Linked DNA regions of Homo sapiens: region 2 is linked to region 1. The links are chromatin contacts, found by Hi-C or POLR2A ChIA-PET in ENCODE. All regions are on one chromosome and are shown on one strand. Each heading gives the region's core, a stretch centred on a gene start or an enhancer-like site at or near the end of the contact. The rest is flanking DNA. Distances are from core to core; before and after follow the strand shown.

The links. Hi-C counts contacts between places; a loop is a spot of excess contacts on that map. ChIA-PET counts read pairs that join two places held with the same protein, here RNA polymerase II (POLR2A). Pooled maps may share reads with other maps.
Region 2: a pooled map shows a loop between it and region 1 (9-fold over the local background). The contact joins two enhancer-like sites. A Hi-C loop is called at or near these places in 1 of 168 maps with a recorded cell type or tissue (HepG2) and 4 of 50 pooled maps. POLR2A ChIA-PET finds 5 or more read pairs at or near these places in 3 of 52 experiments (A673, MCF 10A and activated T-cell).

The regions. Positions count from the first base shown.
Region 1 is chr6:155,442,244-155,447,777 of GRCh38, forward strand. It overlaps NOX3 (NADPH oxidase 3), which reads right to left. Exons shown (of 14, transcript NM_015718.3): 5 at 1,030-1,175. Among named protein-coding and RNA genes, the nearest start is that of NOX3, 11 kb to the right of the region's middle. Within about 2 kb of position 2,053, at least 2 of the 41 ENCODE cell types and tissues checked have a DNase peak (open chromatin) inside an H3K27ac peak, as active enhancers do.
Region 2 is chr6:155,521,592-155,527,125 of GRCh38, forward strand. It overlaps LOC105378068 (a long non-coding RNA gene), which reads left to right. Exons shown (of 3, transcript NR_134597.1): 3 at 4,047-4,427. Among named protein-coding and RNA genes, the nearest start is that of NOX3, 69 kb to the left of the region's middle. RefSeq lists an enhancer at 2,065-2,641. Within about 2 kb of position 2,725, at least 3 of the 41 ENCODE cell types and tissues checked have a DNase peak (open chromatin) inside an H3K27ac peak, as active enhancers do.

The DNA of each region.
Region 1 (5,534 bases), core at 803-3,302:
ACAGAGTGAGACTCTGTCTCAAAAAAAATAAATAAATAAAAATAAAAAATAAAAGAAAAGGTAGCTCAACTAAACCTGATCAATGGCCTGATATTGAAAATTATCTTAGGCTAATTAGGGGACATGACATGGAACAAGTGTCCCAAAACCAGATTTTGAGTTTTTGTTCTTTAAATAAGGCTGCATGGGGAAATGGTCACTTAAAGAGATGGCCTGGATAAGAATGGAGGGATTTTCATTGCTGAAGTGTATTGCCTTACGGCTTTTCTTGGGCAATAAAGATATTTTTAGTCTGGTCAACGTGCTGCACACATATGCCAATATGGTGGTATGTGGAAAAAAACTGAGATCAACCACAAAGAAAGAGGTAGGGGTGAATTAAGGGAGACGACCGTCTTCATCTCGGAACATAGATTGCTGTGGCTACATTTTTGGTTTTCTTTTTGTTCCCCATAGCTGCTGACAGTCTGTGCACACAGGTAATTAGCATTAATGATGTCACTGGCCATGCAGGTCTCATTATGAAATTAGCTGCTTTGCCCAGTATCTGATTTGGCAAAGCAGCTATTCACATATGTGCCAATGTATGAGGCATTCGGAGAACAGATCCGGAAAACAATCTGCAGATTGAAAATGAAGACATCCAATTTATAATCTCTGTGTTTAGCTGGCACTTCACCTTCTTTATGAGTCTAACATCAGTGAAAAAATATCTAATCCTGAACTGCTTTTAAAATGTTAAATTTTAAAATATTAGGAATTTAACAGGTTACTGCGTTTCTAGTGTGTGTGTGTATATATATATAAATTAATTAGGTGACATATCTTTTTCTCCTTGCTCATAACTTCCCAGCAACATTAATGAGAAAAAAATAACTTTTTAGAAAATGTGAAATTGAAAACAAATTCACATATAAATTCATTCTCCAGCTCTTTTATTAAAAGCTTTTCAATATAGCGTTCCTGATTAGAGGACTGGAAAAGGACGGATTTTTCAGGGGAGAAGCTTGTTAGCATGCAGGAACTCACTGTGGGGAAGGTCCGGACAGGGTTGAGGTAGCTCTCGTTAGGGGTGTTGCCCAGCTTGGAAAGTGCGGCCAGAAGTCCCTGGGCCTCCTCGGACTGGCTCCAGTGGTAGCGTTCCAGGTTGAAGAAATGCGCCACGATGTGGATGGCTAGGACAAGGAGATGACACCAAACATGCACCCTGTGGCTTGCTTTCTCCCTAGTTACTAAAAAATACAGTGTCTCTGTGCTCAAGTTTCTCTGTTCTGGTTTTTGTAATCTCCAAGGAAAAGTGATGTATTTACACATCTTTCCCAGTGCTTTGAGTGGAGTGGATTGAATACTTCCAAAGATACTGTACAAAAATCTCCACATTTATTTAAGTTATATTAATAAATAAAGTAAATCTCAGTTCATCATAAAGTGTATAGTTATCATGGAAGTGGAATAAATGTTATGATATCTCAGCATAATTATATATGAAATAATTCTAAAAGAAATAATGATATATAACTTCTTAAGAAATTGGAAAGCATTATTCTAGAGTACTGTACATTATACATGCTGATATGTATGTATATGATACTGTACAAAAATCTCCACATTTATTTAAGTTATATTAATAAATAAAGTAAATCTCAGTTCATCATAATTTAAAGTGTATAGTTATCATGGAAGTGGAATAAATGTTATGATATCTCAGCATAATTATATATGAAATAATTCTAAAAGAAACAAGTATATATAACTTCTTAAGAAATCGGAAAGCATTATTCTAGAATACTGTACATTATACATGCTGATATGTATGTATATAATGTAAATGATAGATACCAGGAGAGATATTGTTTTTGTTCTCTTTCAGCCACTCTATTTTCTGTTTATTCCTTTCCACATTTTAGTATACAGTAGTCCCCCCAGTCTAAAGTTTCACTTTCTCCAGTTTCAGTTACCTGAGGTCAACCACAATCAGAAAATATTGAATGGAAAATTCCAGGAATAAGCAATTTGTGTTTTACACTGCATGCCATTCTGAGTAGCATGATGAAATCTCATGCCATCCCGCTCTGTCCCACCTGGGATGTGAATAATCCCTTTGTCCAGCATATCCAGTAGCCCTCTTGGTTATCAGATCAACTGTCACGGTATCCCAGTGTTTGTGTGCGAGTCATCCTTATTTTACTTAAAAATGGCCTCAAAGCGGAAAAGTAGTGATGCTGGCAATTCGGCTACACCAAAGGGAAGCCATCAGGTGCTTCCTTTAAGTGAAAAGGTGAAAGTTCTCTACTTAATAAGGAAAGGAAAAAAACTGTATGTGGAAGTTGCTAAGATCTACGGTAAGAACAAATCTTCTATCTGAAATTGTGAAGAAGAAAAAAGACATTTGTGCTAGTTTCGCTGTCACACCTCAAACTGCAAAAGTTACAGCCACAATGCATGATAAGTGCTTATTTATGATGAAAAAAGCATTACATTTGTGGGTGGAAGACATGAAAAGGAACATGTTCTGATGGATGGCAGTCGGGGTCAGTACTATCCCCTGTTTCAGGCATCTGCTGTGGGTCTTGGAATGTATACCCCGCAGACAAGGAGGGACTACTCTATATGTATATATACCCCTGCACATACACATTCACACATAAATTTGCATGTGTTATTTCTGGTGGATTGAAATAAGCCATTATTTATGGAACTAAATGTACCTTCTGTATATTCTTAAGAAGTAAATGGAGCTTTCTAATTCTGGGACTTGGTGGTGTCTAAATTCTAAATGAAGAGAACAAGCTTAAGAACCCAGCATCGTCTGGCCTGAGGATTCTGTGTCTGATGCTGCTCTTTCCAAATCTGTTGGGAAGCCAGCAGTCACAGCTAGACAACAACATACCGATGCTTTTCCTGCAAATGAAACTCCCGCTGGGTGGCCAGTTGATAACTGCCATTGGGATCAGATTCGTGTGTGAAATGAGAATTCATTGCCCGGGGTATAGATAATTTCCCAGTTGATATCTTCTTTTCTTCTGCACCCACAGTGAGAAGTAGCAGGGCCTATGACTATCATAAAGTCTATACAGGTTGTGAGTGAGTTACGGGATCCTCCGTGGTTGTACATTGTGGGTTGAGGTGTGGAAGAAGATGTGATGGGGAAAAAGAAACAGCAAGAACTTCTGAGAATATTCGTGTCATTTTGGTCCCTGTGGTCCTAGGAGCAGATTTATTTAGAAATGCTATCTTCTATGCAACCTCTTTTCTTTGTCACCTGAGTTCCTGCTATCACTCCCTTTTCTGATTTGCAAAATTTTCTACGCATGCCTTACAACTCACTTCAAAAGTTGACTTCTATCACACATTCTTCAATTTCACCAGCACAAATGATAGTATGACCATAGCATTTCTCAGATATTACTGTTGCAGTATCTATTTATCCCTGCACCCCTGATGAACTTTGACTTCTCAAGGATGGACTTTATTCATCCTTGAAACCTCAGCACCAGTTTGTATTTGACAATTATTTGCTTAGTGACAATGAGATTAAAGAAAGGTAGAAGGGGTAATGAAAGGGTAGGAAAATCAATCTATAAATACAACCTTGTTGGAGTAGTGTTTTCTCTGCTGACATATACATATATATATATATATGCTATATATATATATTATATATATGCTATAGATATATAATATATATGCTATAGATATATAATATATATATGCTATATATATATAATATATATATGCTATATATATATATATAATATATATATATTGCACATTTTTCTTTAGCCTTTAAGTTGAAAATCAAGTCAAATATACTTCAGGTTGAGGCTCACCCAAGAAGGCAAAGCACTCGATAGTGTTTCCGCATCGTGATGTTTACTGCTTCCTTATGGCTTCAGAGAGGTTAGCACCCACGAAGTACTATGTTTCCTCCCTAGGTGCTTTGTCAAAATATACAGCCATGTCTATGAAGGTGCTGCCTTGTTTAGCCTCAGCATCCACAAAGCTGGAAAGGCTTATCTAGCAGGAGTCTTTTCCAATATGCTACATGCAAAATGGAAACTATTTGCTAAATTGAACACAAACATTGTCCAGTATTCCTAATTGCTGTTTTCTGATAATTATCTCGACGTCTTTAAAAAGCAGGTAGTACGTCTCATAGCAAACATATTGAATATTTACTATACAACAGACACTGTTGTAAATGCTGTAGGCATATTACCTGATTTAACCCTCCTCAGGTATCAGCCTTCTTCTCATTCGACAGACCAGTATTCAAAGAGTTAAGGAATTTGCTGTTGATTCGTGATGAAAGTGGTTTAGTGATTTGCGTGACTCGGTGCCCCATCTTTTGACCATCAAGCTGTATTGCTTCGTTTGACTAATGAGCAATTATCATACCTGATTTTTAATTGAAAACTAGTTTTTTCTATGGGCTTAGATAAAACTCTGAATGGTTTACCTGGTGTCTTTAATCTAGAGTCCAACCGTTTCTAAGGCTTCTGGCTGATCACAACATTTGGAGTCCTCATTGTAGGTTGGTGTAAATGCTCCTTTTATATTCTGCCCCTTGACCCTTACTCCTCTCCTCCTAGCTTTCTTTAATTCTCTCTCCATAGACTAGGGCACTCCAGACAGGGAGTGAAGCTGTTCCCAATTTACAGAAATAGAAACTGAGCTTCGGACCAAGTTAACTGATGTGTTTACCATTGCATAATCCATATATGATAGTCAGAAAGAGAAGGCAGGATACGTTTTTTATATTTTATAACTTCTTTTTTGCAGGATAAGTTTTTATATTTTATAACTTTTTTTTTTTTTTTGAGACAGAGTCTCCCTCTGTCACCCAGGCCAGAGTGCAATGGCGCGATCTCAGCTAACTGCAAACTCTGCCTCTCGGGTTCAAGCAATTCTTCTGCCTCAGCCTCTAAGTAGCTGGGATTACAGGCACACGCCACCATGCCCAGCTAATTTTTAGTAGAGATGGGGTTTCATCATGCTGCCCAGGCTGGTCTCAAACTCCTGAGCTCAGGCAATCTGCCCTCCTTGGCCTCCCAAAGTGCTGGGATTACAGGCGTGAGCCACCACGCCTGGCTTTATATTTTATAACGTTCTTCTTCTCTGTAATGAGTTGTTGATTGCAATTTGTTTTCTGTTAGATTGATTTCCACATGAGAATTTGACACTGTTAAACTAAATTTAAGTATGTTGATTGAATGAACAAAGATATTAAACTATTTACTTATTCTTGTTGCCAGGTCTCCCATAACAGAGCTGAAGAAACTAATGAAGGAGTACGAGAAAGCCCCAGATGGTTTTCAAGAGGCAGCTTCTGAGGGAATTTGTAAAAACTATTCTCTCCAGTATTTGTCACACACTTTAAAGTTCATGTCTTACATGTTCCCTTGCTCTCGCTACCTCCATTTTGTTTTCTTTCACAAGGTAGAACATACAAAGTGGAATATTTTATTTATCTCAGGCATTCTCAGAGAGAAAACTGCTTATGCCGATTTTGTTTGTCTAAACATTTTATTTTC
Region 2 (5,534 bases), core at 1,475-3,974, 80 kb after region 1:
TTTTGTGTAGCACAACTATGGAATAGACTAAACATTTAAAAATGATGACACATCCCTTTGGTAAATCCTAGTAGATTTAACTATTAAGTGGACCAGTTGCCAAATAGATCAAATGTTGAGTGAACTCAGGTCTCTGTTGAGAGTTCCAGCTAAAAAGAGAGATATGCTTGAGTTACAGACAAGGACTGGGCCTCAAAACAAGAGATCTGGGAATTTTTATCTATTGTTGGTTGGTTATGTAATGCTAAGAGGATTGTAGGATCTTTATGTGTTTTTTGTCCTCTGAAGGGTAGAGTAGGGAAGCTAGTGGGTTATGACTCAGAGTGATAATTATAGTGTTGCATATTCACTGAGTCAAGGAATGGGCTCATTGGCTGGAGCAGAACTTCAGGCCTCTTTCCTGCCATGTCTTCTTCTATGTTTACTGTTCTGATTCTGACTGAGCAGAGCTATGTACAGAAAGATGAATATAATAAATTTGTTTAGGAAGGGTTTTCTATAAACATTGTTCTCTAAAGATATTCTTTGAGGGCTAAAACTAAAGTAATAAAGAAATTGACAGTATTTTAAAATAAAATATGTTTTTAAGATGATTTCAGTACTAAATTATACCACCTCCAAGGTTACCTATGTTTTTGCTCAGCAGTCTTTGTATTCCTCCCTTGATAATTTCCCAACTGTTTCAGCACTACAGCACTATCCCACTTTTTCCTCTCAGAAATGGCACTGCCACCATCTACTGTGAGGAGGAGACCAAAGCCACCTGGCATGGATCCCCTCCGTGTCATGTTGACATAAACCTATTCTCTCTATTCTGCTCTCAAAACCCCTAATTTTATTGTTTCTGCTTAATCTTCTTTCATACAAAGCCAAACTTCTCTATTTCCTCGCCAACAAATCATCCTTTAAGTTTAACCCTTTGGCATTCGTCTATTCTTGCGTTGCTATAAAGAAACATCTGAGACTGGGTAATTCACAAAGAAAAGAGGTTTAATTGGCTCACGGCTCTGCAGGCTGTAGAGGAAGCATGGCACATCTGCTCAGCTTCTGGGGAGGCCTCAGAAACTTAAAATCATGGTGGAAGGTGAAGGGGAAGCAAGCCCTTCTCATGGGTGGAGCGGGAGGAGGGGTTGGAGGGGAGGTGCCCCACACTTTTAAACCAAAAGATCTCATGAGAACTCTGCCACTAGAACAGCACCAAGGGGATGGTGCTGAACCATTCATGAAGGAACCACCCCCATGATCGAACCACCTCCCACCATGCCCTACCTCTAACACTGGGGATTACAATTAGACATGATTGGGTTGGGGCACAGATCCAAACCATAGTACCTTTCTAATCTCATTTTCATTGGATCTAATTAAGCTCATACTCATGGTAATGACCAGCCACTGTGAAATCTGACAACCTTTATTAGTGCTCATACTTCTTCAGCTTTATTGAACATTTAATGCTGTTGGACACCTCTCTTCCTTGAGCGGTTCTCTTGTTTTGGCTTCTGTGCCCATATATTCTAGTGGTTCCTCTGTTTTTTCCAACCACTCCTTTTCTAGATCTTGCATGGTTCTTCTCTCTCCACCTGCCCCTAAGTGTAAAATTTCCTAAAGTTAAATCCTTGGCCTTCTGTCTTGGTTTCTTTATACTTTCTTCCATAACTGCATTCCTTTGTCCTTCATTTTTCCCACCCATTTCATTCCAATACTTACAGGGCTCCAGCCCAACCTATTACAAAGTGTCTACCCTGCCCATAGAAATATCCTGCAATATTCAGGCAAGCCACACTGATTTCAACACTTGTTGAATAAAGAATAAGTCATTTTTTTTCAATTTAGTATTCTATTTGATATGTCATGACCAAAATAAATGTGTCTAGAACTGTATGTTGGGTCATAGTATTTATGTGTTGTTATTTAAACACATTATTCATATTTTGTTATTGCAGAGCTTCAACCCCTGAAGCCACCAAATTCAAAGGTCTATGAGTCTTCTCCTTACTGTAGGTGGGTGAATTTGCTGTTTCTGGATATACTCACGTTTATTCCAACTTCTATTCAGTCTGCAGTGAGGAAAATAACTCTGACTTTGCCTTGTTTTCTGCTGCAGCACAACAGGGCATGCCAAGAGAACTCTGTAGGGAAGGCTCAAAATTAAATGAATTTTACTCAAGTACTGAATTTTCAGCAAGCCAAAGAACTTCTTTTCAGTGGTTTTATTTGGTATTTTCACCAGAGCTTTCTCACATAATCGTCTCCTTTCTTTTGTTCCCTGTCGTCAAATGCATGGCCTCTGATGCTGAACATTCCCCGGGGGAGAGACATGGATGATCACAATGGCCCAGCATGGGTCTTGGCACTCGATGTGTGAGGCAAGTTAGCACCAAGCTGCAGGGCTGCAAGTGGGGCAGAGCTTCTCCAGGCCTTCCTATGGGGCTTCATCACACTCTGTAGCTTTTCCTCGAGTTCAAATCCTGTCCACAGACAAACTTCTAACAAAGCTTTTGTTGTTCTGATGAGTCACAGCTTCTCCCTATTTATGTCAATCATTCGGGGCACTCAGTTTTAACTATACAGTGTTTCTGCATACTCATCGGTTTCTTTTTCCTATAAATGTGAAAATAGTGTAAGAAAAGACTCATCCCCTCAGTGTCCACAAAAGCAGTGAGAAAAAAAGAGAAAATACTCATCCTGTAGCTCTTGAACTCAAGTAGTGAAGACTCAAGGCAGCAACCCCAGACTAAGTATCAATGATTCACACTTGTGAGAGGAAGGGAACTTGAATTATAGTGCACTAATCAAATAATTATTCTTTCCTACAGCGCAATCATGGTCATGACAATGAACTAACAATGAGTCATGCACTTTCTAAAATCACTTTTGGCCTTAACCTAAATTGTGTGGATGGCTTCTTTCTCAACTTGTGAAACTAGGCCTTTTGCGTCCTCATGTTCTAAAATGCTATTACTCAAAGTGTGGTCTCTGGCCCAGCAGCATCAGCATCTCCTGGAACCTGTTAGAAGTGTAGAATCTTGGCCAGGTGCAGTGGCTCACACCTGTAATCCTAGCACTTTGGGAGGGTGAAGCGGGCAGATCACGAAGTCAGGAGTTCAAGACCAGCCTGGCCAAGATAGTGAAACCCCGTCTCTACTAAAAAATACAAAAAAATAGCTGGGCATGTTGGTGGGCACCTGTAATTCCAGCTACTTGGGAGGCTGAGGCAGGAGAATTGCTTGAACCCGGGAGGCGGAGGTTGCAGTGAGCCGAGAGCGTGCCATTGCACTCCAGCCCAGGTAACAGTGTGAGAAGTATAGAATCCCAGTACCAATTCAGGCCTGGCGGATGAACACTTGTGTTTTTAACAAGATTCTCAGGCGATATATGTGCATTTTAGATTCCAAAGGCATTGAATTCCTTTTTGTCTACTTCATTCATTGATCCTTTAGTAGCCTTTCTACTCTCCTTATATATTTTTTAGAGAATAAATTTATTTTTAACAATTCTGGATCACTCACCCACATACATTTGTAGAGTTTAAGACTTCTTGGTTGCAATGATTAGAGCTAATATTAGTCAGATCATTTTTCAACTATCTGAAGGCAAACCAATGAGAATCCCTAATTCCTGACTTAATGGGTAAGCCAGTTCAGAGCTCTTTCTGTCTCTCTCTCATACACACACACAGCCTGCCAGTGGGTGTGTAAAAGTCTAGTTTTCTAGTCACAAGTAGAGAGTTGGTTAAACATTATAGGTTTGAAGCACACTTTAACTGATTCAGTAATTTTAGGGGCGCTGGCTGTCAGGAACATAATTGGTTCCTATAAAATTCTATTGCTAGATTACTTGGTTTGGGAAAATTGTTTCCCGATAGGCCATTACTCTTGCAAGGATATCTTATCCAAAGAGAGAAATGACTGATCAAACTTATAACAACTCAATACAGTTAAGTGTAACCTTCAAAGTCTTGGGGTAAACTTATTTATAAAAAAGGAGCAAAACATTATAGATAATTGACTATTTAACTTACCCTTGTTTGCCTCCATCTGTGAAAGGAGCATCTTTGATGGGTTGAGAGTACTAATTGTATCCTAGACTTGCTCATCCCCAACACTGAGGCCCTGAGTCTGTACCCTGACTTGGGGGCTGAACTGGAGCAACTCTTTGCTCTGGGAGAAGAGTTAAAAGGAGTTCACAATGTTCAGGCCCAGCTGTCTTTTGGGAGAGATGTCTGCACTGATTATGGATCCAAACATCAGAGAGGAAGTGACAACTTTTCAGAATCCTTGATTCGAAGTCAAGAAAGCCTAGAAGAACATGCAAGACAACATTCAAGCAGAACCCAGGGATACTATGCAGAAAGTCTTTCAATTTGAATACTTTACTTATTTCTTTACTCATGTGTGTATTTATTGAATAAATAGGTATTAAGGGCTTGTTTTCTGTCAGGCACTGTTCTACGTACTGTGTTTATAGCAATGAAAAAAAAAAAAAAAAAAAAGAAAAAAAAACAGTAAAAAGTCCCTGCCTCTGCAGCTTTACAAATTCTAGTAGGAAACCCTGGAAAGTTTTGAGTAGAGGTGAGATGTAACTTGGTTTATGTTTTAGGAAAACCTCTCTGTCTGCTCTGTTGAAAATGGATTGCATTTATTAAATAGAATGGACTGGTGGACTATCAAAGACACCAGAGTGAGGCCTTCTTTCTGTCCATTTGAGCTTAAGAGTATAGCGTCTCAGACCTAGTTGCTTAAGACTTTAGAACGGTTCACTCAAAACAACACTTTTGATTGACCATCTTATAATAAACCCAATGGTGGAGGAAACTCTTCTCCTGAAGCATTCCTGAAATCTTACCTGAGTAGACCTCTCTTCATGCAGGGTCTCTGCAGGCTGAATGCCTGGTACAGACTACCATAGAAAAGCCTTCCTAAAAATTACAGTAGCTGCTAAATGTCTCTTGAAACTTCGTATCAGCATTTTATTAAAAATTCAGGTCTTGATCTCTCAATATATTAACTTGCATGAGAAATGGATTTGGGGATTAAGGGTAAAGAAGCTAACATTTGTTGATAGCATATAATGTGCCAGACTCTTTATGTACATACTTTCATTTAATCCTCATACCAACAATGTGTGGTGCAGTAGATATTGTTATCCCTAATTCACAAATGTGGAAAATGAGCTCAGAGTGGTTAAGTATTTTCCCCTATCCCATGACTTGACAGTGTTATGAACAGGACTGGGAGACCCAAGATACCTCCTTCTCACAACATAGCTGCTGCTGCTGTCACGTCAATGATGACTACTACTGTACACTGAAGGCACCACTATTTAACTACTCACCATTATTACACCATTTCAAATTAAATGAATGTACAGATTTATGACTTTTGCAACCCTTGCAATTCTGTTATTAGCCTATAATTGAGATCGTTCAAGCATCCTCCATCTTGAATTGCTTGCTGTACAATATCCCTGCCAAAAGTCTGGCTGGCAAAGTTGATAGAGCAGCATAGAAACAACCATTGTCCATTAGGAAGGCT